Regions from separate parts of the Homo sapiens genome. Here region 1 is linked to region 2. A link is a contact called in ENCODE Hi-C or POLR2A ChIA-PET data. All regions are on one chromosome and are shown on one strand. The core of a region is the stretch at or near the end of the contact, and the rest is flanking DNA. Distances in the headings are between cores, read along the strand shown. Region 1 overlaps AP3S1 (adaptor related protein complex 3 subunit sigma 1). Region 2 has its middle 44 kb from the start of CDO1.

Evidence for each region. A loop is a pair of places that touch in the nucleus more often than their neighbours do. ChIA-PET counts read pairs that join two places held with the same protein, here RNA polymerase II (POLR2A). Pooled maps may share reads with other maps.
Region 1: POLR2A ChIA-PET joins it to region 2 with 11 read pairs in activated T-cell. The contact joins two enhancer-like sites. A Hi-C loop is called at or near these places in 1 of 168 maps with a recorded cell type or tissue (Caco-2) and 4 of 50 pooled maps. POLR2A ChIA-PET finds 5 or more read pairs at or near these places in 2 of 52 experiments (PC-9 and activated T-cell).

The regions. Positions count from the first base shown.
Region 1 is chr5:115,846,079-115,850,892 of GRCh38, forward strand. All of the region lies in intron 1 of AP3S1 (adaptor related protein complex 3 subunit sigma 1), which reads left to right. Among named protein-coding and RNA genes, the nearest start is that of AP3S1, 6.6 kb to the left of the region's middle. Within about 2 kb of position 1,358, at least 2 of the 41 ENCODE cell types and tissues checked have a DNase peak (open chromatin) inside an H3K27ac peak, as active enhancers do.
Region 2 is chr5:115,770,257-115,775,118 of GRCh38, forward strand. It overlaps the pseudogene H3P24 and the pseudogene RNU2-49P. Among named protein-coding and RNA genes, the nearest start is that of CDO1, 44 kb to the right of the region's middle. Within about 2 kb of position 3,080, at least 2 of the 41 ENCODE cell types and tissues checked have a DNase peak (open chromatin) inside an H3K27ac peak, as active enhancers do.

The DNA.
Region 1 (4,814 bases), core at 108-2,607, 74 kb after region 2:
TTTTATAAACTAAATATATTTTTACATAGCTATCAAACAAAAAAATCCCTTCGGTTGTGATTCCATAGTGTATCCTCTGGTGAATTACTTTTAAAAAATTTTTCTTTTTTTATAGAGAAAAGGTCTCACTATGTTGCTCAGGCTGGTCTTAACCTCCTGGCCTCAAACACTCCTCCAGCTTTGGCTTCCCAAAGTGCTGGGATGACAGATCTGAGCCACCATGCCTGGCCTGTGAATTACTTTTATAAAGTGGAAATGTCTTTCTTTTGTGTGAATTATCTTAGTTGTTTCTTCAGATATAAAATACTGTGTGTATGTATGCATGTGTGTGTACACACCACACACATATTAAGTGCAAGCAGGAAAAATTTCAAATTAACCTATATGAGTTGCCTCAATTTTTTTAATAAACTGTATTTAATTAAACTGTTAACCAAATGCAAGCCTTAGGAGGAACTCTAAGATTCTTCTTTCTCGTTTTTTTTTTTTTTTTTAAATCTTAACATAAAAATACAAAGTGTTGAAAGTATAGATAACTTCTTTTTTCTTTTAAAAATATCCCTTAAAAAGATCCATCCATGTTCACTCATGTCTTTTTTTAGTGACTATTAAGACGTTGTGGCAGATGGGATAATTAAACTTATGTCTGTGATCAAGATAGAATTATCAACACTCCTGAGTATGAGGGTGTTAACACATACTAACACACGGCATTTCAGCTTTTTGTTAAGAAGAAAATTCCATACGATTTGGTTTCCTTCCATATTAGTTATAATGCGTTTGTCTGCATAAATTGGGTTTTATGTAGCCTGACTCAAGTGCTTGGAAAGAACTATGTTAGGTACATTATAGGAAGTGCAGAGTAGTAGACCGATTCCAAAAGTATTTGATTCAGCAAATCAATGACTTTATTGTAGATCCAATTTCTTTCTCTTTCTCTGCTTTACTCATCACAAAATTACTATTATCCAAAGGCTGTTTTTCTCCTTTGGTAATCAGTTCAATTCAGAAAGAGACAACCATCTGTTTCTGCAGTCCTGGACTGTGTCTTTCCCTTCATTCTGGTTAGACCCACCCAAGACCAATATTCTTACCCTAATCAACATCCAACTTTGGATTGGAGCTGAAGATGAGAGTGAAAACGGGAATAAAATGGATATTCTGTTGGAAAGATGAAAGAAAGGAGTGGATGGTGGGTAGGCAAACAAGGGTCTGCTATTTCTTCTTCTAAACTTTTAAAAAAATATTTATTTTTATGGCCGGGTACAGTGGCTCATGCCTGTAATCCCAGCACGTTGGGAGGCCTAGATGGGAGGATTGTTTGAGCCCAGGAGTTCAAGACAAGCCTGGGCAACGTGGCAAAACCCTGTCTCTATGCCAAAAATACAAAAATTAGTGAGTCATGTTAGCACACACCTATAGTCTTAGCTGCTTAGGTGGCTGAGGTGAGAGGATCACTGAGCTCCGGAGATCAAGGCTGCAATGAGCTGAGATTGCGCCATTGCGCTCCAGCCTGGGTGACAGAGGAGACCCTGTCTCAACAAATTTAAAAAAATATATGTTTTTATTGAGGTATAGATGACAAAAAAAAATTACATATATTTACCGTGTACATGTTATTTTTGTATATGTATATATTGTGAAATGGGTAAATCAAGCTAACTAACATGTCTATCACCACTATTCCCTCTTTATTAGCTTTTAATATATATTAGTTTTCTGAAATTTTAGATTGCTTCTGAGGTTGTTAATATCAGGAATAGTTCCTTGTAATATGCAATACTGAACCTGTGTCACAATAGATCTTAATTTCAGGTTTTCCTTATATCAAAGTATCCTCGAAAAACCCAAATGCTTATACGTTCACAGTTTTTATGTGGAGTATGCTGGAAAACTTGCTTTTTAAAAATTAAGACTAAACCTTTTGAATATTTAATTGTAAAGGAGGAAATAAAGTCTTCAAAGTTAAAATGATTTTTGGTTATGAGGTAAGTGTTATAAATAGGACAATGTTATAGGTCATTTCATGGCTTTTCTAAAAGAAGGCCTTACGTGACGTACCTATATTATATTCTTTAGCAAAGTTGTTTTCAATTTTAAGTAAGTTTCTTTTTTTGTGACTGTGGAAAATTAAATATTAAGGCCACTAAGGTCATTCTTGATTTTACCACACACAGATAATTATTAACACTTAGTGTATTTCCCCCCGGTCTTTATTTTTCTTTTCAGAATGTCCCAGTGAATAGGATATACCTTTTAGACATTAATAACACAAATAAATGCTTTGAAGCTGATGATGGATTTATTAAACATTGTGGCTTTAAGATAACTGAATATGTTAATGTTCAGCCACTCTCTTGTTAAAATTTAAAAAAGACAGTATATGGTAATAGCACATTAATAATTTGCATGTCCTAAGAAATGTGTATATATCTTTCTTTTGTATAAAATTAAACTTACCTGTGTAACCTGAGGTTATCAGTGTCCTTGTCTTTTTCGTTCTGAAAGGAAATCTTTGCTAATTTTTGTTTGAAAGTCAAGAGTTCATTCTTACCTTTAGCACTTAGTCTTTTTTGTACCTGTGGATTATGGATTTTGTCACTGCTGTTTTATAATTCAAGGTGATTCTGAGTTGTTACCATCTAGAGGGCCCAGTCCCCTTCCAACTTCTTGTTGTATAAAACTGTCACATTAGGCTAACTAAACACATTTTTTCCTCACCCATCTGCCTTTTCAGCTTTCCTCTCATCAAATCCTTTGAAGTACAATATAGTTAAAACAGCTTTCTTTGCTGAAGAATCAAGCAACTCTTAGAAGGATATTGAAGTGAATAAAGGACAATTCTAGCTAATAACTGTTTTCTTAAGATTCCAAGTGGAGGAAGCCCTTGTAGAGTTAGGCCTCTGACTAGGCCTTCTAGAGATAGGCCTCTGGGAAGAGGGGTGGTCTTTCTGGATACTTTCTGATCTGTCTCTCCATTACACTCTTTCTCTTTTCCTGTCCATATTCTTTCAAGTATTTATTTGTTGTTTGTATGGCCCTATTCTAAGCACTAGTAATACAGTGATAAGTAAGACGGATGTCACCCTTGCCCTGTGGGTTTACATTCTGGTGATAGGAGATAGGCAGTAAATTATTTAAGATTGTAATTAGTCTGAAGACAAATGAAACAGTATAAGGGAATAAAGCTTGATGGAGGAAAGCCTATATTAGATAGGGTCATTGGGAATACCTCTTTGACGACCTGACATTTGAGAGGAAAACTGAATGAGATAAGAGAGGAAGAATATGAAAACAGTAAAGAAAAGAATGTTTCAGGCAGAAAGAAGTGCAGTGTCCCTCAAATGGGACCACACTTGATGTGTTCAGGAATAGCAAGAAGGCAAGCTGAGAAATCACGGGGAAGAGAGGCAGGAGATAAAGCTAAAGAGAACGATGGGGACAGATCATGCCTGTATGCCACACCATGCCCCTTCTTGACATAATTCAGTTTGATGACATCATGCCCAGCATGTTCTCCACAAGAGGAGATACTCCTCTTTGAATCACACTTGCATTTTGCCATTTAAACAGTGCCTCTGCAGAAGGGGCAGTGAGGCTCTCCTCTGATTGGTTACTTTCTTCTCTACCCAGTTATTGTTAGGCTCTGTAAAGAAGGTGTTGCTAGGCCAGTGAATGAAGGTAAAAGTCAGTGCATCAAAACCAGGCATGGTGTGTGCCTATAGTCCCAGCTACTTGGGAGGGTAAGGTGGGAGGATTGCCTGAGCCCAGGAGTTGAGGCTATGCTAGGCAACCATAGCAGGGCCCCTGTCTTCTAAAAAAAAAACAAAAACAAAGGAAACAAAAAACATGAGTGCTCCAGTTCTGTATAGCCTCTCTATCAATGAGACCTGTGATCAAGCTTTCGTAAGTCACCTGTGAAGTAACAGAACTCAAGAAGAAAACCATTTTTTTCTTAGCTTATTGTCTTAATTATATGTGAATAGAGTTTATGTGAAGCCCACTAGACCCACCTCTATTGTACTGAAAAGCATTTACATTTTTCCACTCTTGCAAGCCTGGTGTAATTACAAGAATCACTTGCTGTCAGTCACAGTTCTCTTTGTTACTCAGGAGGAAAGGGCTATCTTTTAATATTCCAGACCCACTGAATTGTTTTGATTACCTTGTGCTTACTGAGGAAGAGTACTAGTTGATTCTACCGCATACATATCCTATTTCCTGTCATTAATATATCTTAGTGTGACATGAAAGGGTTATAAAATAAATTTTATTGTAGTAAAAAATATATAACAAAATTTATCATTTTAACAGTTGCAAGTGTACAGTTTTGTGGCATGAAGTATATTCACATTGTTGTGTCACCATCACCACCCATCCATCTGTAGAACTTAGTCTTTCCCAACAGAAACTTCTTACACATTAAACACTAACTTCCTATTCTCCCCTTCTCCTAGTACCTGGCAAACACCATTCTACTTTGTGTCTCTATGAATTTGACTGCTCTAAAAACCTCATATAGGAGGAATCATAGAATTTTTGTGTTTTGGAAACTGGCTTTTCTTTTAGCACGTCTTCGAAGTTCACTCATGTTATGTAGCATGTATCAAAATTTCCGTAATTTTTAAGGCGGAATAATATTTCATTGTATGTGTGTACATACCATCGACCTAAAAGGAAGAGGCTGAAGCACAAAATAGGATTCAAAGAGTTTACTTGAGCCAAAATGAGAACAGTTGCCTGGGAGACTCAGACTCAAGTATCCTTGGATATGAGCTCCCTTTGGCCATTGTTACAAGCAGGTTTGTGAAGGC
Region 2 (4,862 bases), core at 1,830-4,329:
TGACTGCCTATTCTGTTTTTCATCACAAGTCCTGAGCAGCCTCCTGCACCAGCATAGTCTATTAGAGGTTCAATATGAAGACAGTCCAACAAAAAATGGTCAGCAAGCATAGAAATATGAATATAAACTCTCTTCCATTAAAAGGTCACAAGAATTGTTTGAGGCCAGGAGTCTGAGACCAGACTGGGAAATACAGCAGGACCCCATCTCTACAAACAATTTTTTAAAATTACCAGGTGTGGGCCGTTGCTCTCCAACGCCAGCACCACCTCTCACTCGCTGAGCTCCAGCCTAAGGAGAAGGGGGGTAAGTAAGGAGGTCTCTATACCATGGCTCTTACAAAGCAGACTGCCTGCAAATCCACCGGTGGTGAAGCACCCAGAAAGCAAGTGGCTACAAAAGCCGCCTGCAAGAGTGCGCCCACTACTGGAAGGATGAAGAAGCCTCATTGTTACAGGCCGGTTCTGTGGCACTCCGAGAAATTAAACATTATCAGAAGTCCACTGAACTTCCGATTCGCAAACTTCCCTTTCAGTATCTGGTGGAGAAATTGCTCAGGACTTTAAAACAGATCTGGGCTGCAGAGCGCAGCTACTGGTGCTTTGCAGGAGGCAAGTGAGGCCTATCTGGTTGGCCTTTTTGAAGACACCAACCTGTGCGCTATCCATGCCAAACGTGTAACAATTATGCCAAAAGACATCCAGCTAGCACGTTGCATACGTGGAGAATGTGCTTAAGAATCCACTATGATGGGAAACATTTCATTCTCAAAAAAAAAAATTATCTTCTTGCTGTTATTGGTAGTTCTTGTGAATTTTTAATGTAAATGCAGGGACGTAAAGCGTTAATGCAAGTCAAAATGTTTCAGTGAACAAGTTTCAGCAGTTCTGCTTTGTAATAATTATAAATAAACCTGTTAATTTTTTTTCTGGAAAAAAATTACCAGGTGTGGTAGTGCATACCTGTAGGACTGCTTGAGCTTGAGCCCAGAAGTTTGAAATCACAGTGAGCAATGATCACACCACTGCACCCCAGCCTGGCAACAGAGCAATACTGTATCTCAAGAAAAATAAAGAGTTCACAAGAGCAACTAAGCCTGCTTACAAGATGACTCTAAAAACATTATTGTCCAATGGAATTAAAAGTCCAGAATCAGTTTCCCTTGCCATTCAGTGTTAATGTCCAAAGACATACCAATTCAAAATTTACCCCTCTCAATCTCTTATCTTGTTCAGTTTTCAGATAGAGATTCTCCATCTTGGATAATGTGATTCTTTCAGCAGTTACAGCTTAAGCTGTTCCATAACAGAATTAGTGTAGTTCTCAAGATGTAGTATTACTTCACGCTAAATCTTTCATGTACCACCCTTGGAAAAAGTTCAGAGTTAATTAGTAGTACTTAATAGCACTGGTCCCACATTTACCAAATTTAGAAAATTGCTGCATCCCCAGTCCCTAGGGCAGTTATCCCAGAACAAAATTATATTCTCCCAACTCAGTACTTAGTCTAAACCAAAGAGAGTTGGCAAAGACCGCAGCAGAGATTCGGCAGCATTGAGTGGAAGAAGACACTTTCTTGGTTTGAGCTGCACCAGTATGCCAGAGTTTATGCCACTTGTCCATAGGCCATGATCTGGGAGCTTAACAATAACTAGGAAATGGCTCTTGGCAAGAGTTTATTTTTGGAACCATGAATTTTCCAGATGGGGAGAGAAATACTCCTACGCATATTGTCACCTCTCAGAAAAGAGCATTTAAGATACTGCTGCTTTGAGCAAAGTCCAGAGAGCTGACCTAGGGGCATTCCCAGTCTTATTTGAGGTGCCTTTCTTTCCCATCCAGTATATTCAAAACTTCCTAAATTGTTCTTTGTCCTTTGAATCCCATGTTTCTAGTGTTCAAAGATATTTTAAAAAGAAGCAAAATCATGACTCTCATATAGATAGAAAATGAGCACATGTTAAAGATGTTATGTAACCCATTAATTAAGTGGAGAAACCAGGCAACTGGTTCAAAGGAGAAGTCATAGAAGTACAAATTTTTATGGACTAAGAAATGTTGATGTGAATGCTCATTTGGATGCAAAACTGGCTTCTGCATGGGCATGGGGTAGTGAGAGGATGAGGGAGTATTGTTCCTCCACCAGAAAAAATTTCACTTCAAAAAAATTTCAAAATACAAAGAAAGTAATTATTTTGATTGGCATCAGTTATTTTCCTACTTACAGAGTTAGAAAATAGCTCCCATAGAATAGAAATTAGATAACCATGAAGGGTGTATTGTGCTAGTCTAGATGTGACATAGTTTCATAGTTTTCCATTGGAGCACACATCTTCCTTCACTAGCACCCCAATATTGAACTGAACGTAGGCACCGCCAAGTTACACAGCAATCATATTCTTTTCTGATCTGGCTTTTTCTGTCTTTGCTCATAGAGGCTGTTTCTACTACCTCTTACTGCCAGGTCAGTAGTCCTAAGAACTCTGCATTCTAATCTGGGACATCTTGAGATCACACAATGAGGAGTGATCCTTGAATCTGTGTACAAATCCTATGAATTTAAGGTTAGCTCCTTCACAGCTCACTCTTTGGTCCTGGATGCAGAATGAAATTGGAGCAGCTCATCTAGTGCTCCCTCCCAGGGTCTGGCACTCTTAACTGAAACTTCCTGCAACATACACACACGCATGCACAGACACACACACACCACACACACAAATACCCTTCAGCTGCACTGCATTTTAAAAGCACCAAAAGTGTGCTGCTTTTAAAGTATGTCCAAAGACTTTCCCCTACCCCCTTACAAATGGACTACTGCCTTAGCTTTTTCAGTATTAAGCCCTTTGAGGCCCACTAGAATCTGTCCAGAAGCCCAAGAGGCCAGAGCATTTATGCCTGTGTAATCCAAGGACAGGCAGCAGCCAGCTGAGCAAAGCCCCCACTGGGGGACAGTAGCTTTGTTGAGGACAGGAAGGCCAGTGTCTGCTTGCTCACCAGCCCCCTCATGGCTAGCTTCTGAAGGCAACTGTGGGCCCCATGCATTTGTCGGGTCTGCCTTCAAAAAGATAGCTATTGGCCTGTGGATAAGGCCTTCATAAACAGCAGTAATCAGCAAGTTCAAAATACCACATAGCCCAAGGGATAGAGCCTCTGACCTAGACTGCAACAGTGCAAAGCCAACTGCACAGCTGTTCAGACTGACTGCATCAAACCACCAAAGTCACCAAGACAATAAAAAGGGTTGTCCATTAAGCATGTCATATCATCAGCTATGAGATATATTCCAATTAGAAAGCAGTAAAAATGAAAGAGAAAAATGTGAGTCTTAGAATCAATTAAGTATAGCAGTAATAGTAACAATAGCCAAAATGTGGGTGTAGTTACTATATGCCAGGCTCTGTTTAAACCTTTACTTGTATTGCCTCATTTAATTCTCACAACAGCTTTACGAAAGCAGGCATTATTCATAGAATCCCCATTTACAGAAAAAAATGGAAGTAGAGTGAGATTAGAAATTAGTCCAGGGCCACCTGGGTATTAGATAGTGGAGCCAGTCAGTCTGAGTATGAATATCTACATTACATTCTTGTAGCTCATTTGGAAAGTATAGAAATATAGAGAGAGGCAGGAGGAAAAGCCATTTGTCATCTTATCCCTGAAAGACAACATTAAAACTTTGACACTGTTCCTCCCAGTAATTAAAAAAAATTCTTTATTATTTTTATTTTTTATTTTTTGAGATAGAGTTTCCCTCTTGTTGCCCAAGCTGGAGTGCAATGGCGCGATCTCAGCTCACTGCAACCTCTACCTCCTGGATTCAAGTGACTCTGCCTCCTGAGCAGCTGGGACTACAAACATATTGCACCCCACCCAGCTAATATTTTTTTTTTTTTTTTTTTTTTTTTTTGTAGAGATGGGGTTTCACCATGTTGCTCAGGCTGGTCTCAAACTCCTGAGCTCAAGCGATCCTTCCACGTTGGCTTCCAAAAGTGTTGGGATTACAGACATAACCACCACACCCAGCCTTGATCTACTTTTTGTTGCAACCATTCTATACCCCAAAGGGGATGCACCATTCCTGGAGGTACTGTAATACCAGGTCAATGGGTGGAGTGGGGCAAGTTACTAGTCCATCTACTAGCTCCAAAAATCCATTCAATATATTATCCTCCGATAGAGGATGTATCAGATATTAAACTGATATAAACAGATACCACACTTGATCTTACCCAGGCCGAGAAGTGGTAAAAATAAATTTTCTATGAGGCTTTTAATAATCAATGTTTTTGAAGTGATTGTTTTTATAGGAACCAGATGGAACTATTAATAATTATCATCCCATCCAACACTCCAGAACAGCCCTACCATGGGTCCTTTGAACTCCAAGATTGTTGGGAATCCCAGCCAGTTCTTTCCTTGCTTTGTCCCTTTATGGGGTTAATCCAAGCCTTCCCATGGTTTGCAACATTTCCACATGCTGCTAAAGAAGGCCATGCAGTAGTAGTGATGTTTCTTGTGTGCCTGTCTTAGACCCTGAGCACTGTCACATGATCCCACTGAATTATTGCAGTAAATGATCCCAGACCCCTTGAGACACCATATGGCAAGCAACCAGATATCACAAAAGTATGACTTGTATTTCTGGGCAAGCAGCAGTCTCAGAGGACTAAGCTTTTCCTAGGCCTTGAAACCCTTGCAGCTGCCAGTAGCTGGATGAAATACGCATCTCCAGGTGGAAGAATGGTCATCAGCCCACCCCAGAGAGAGCCTGACACTTGAGAATACAAGTGGGGCTTAAAGCACGTGCAAAACAAAGTCGAAGACCTTGTCGGTACTAATGACATCAGCTTTTCACACACAGC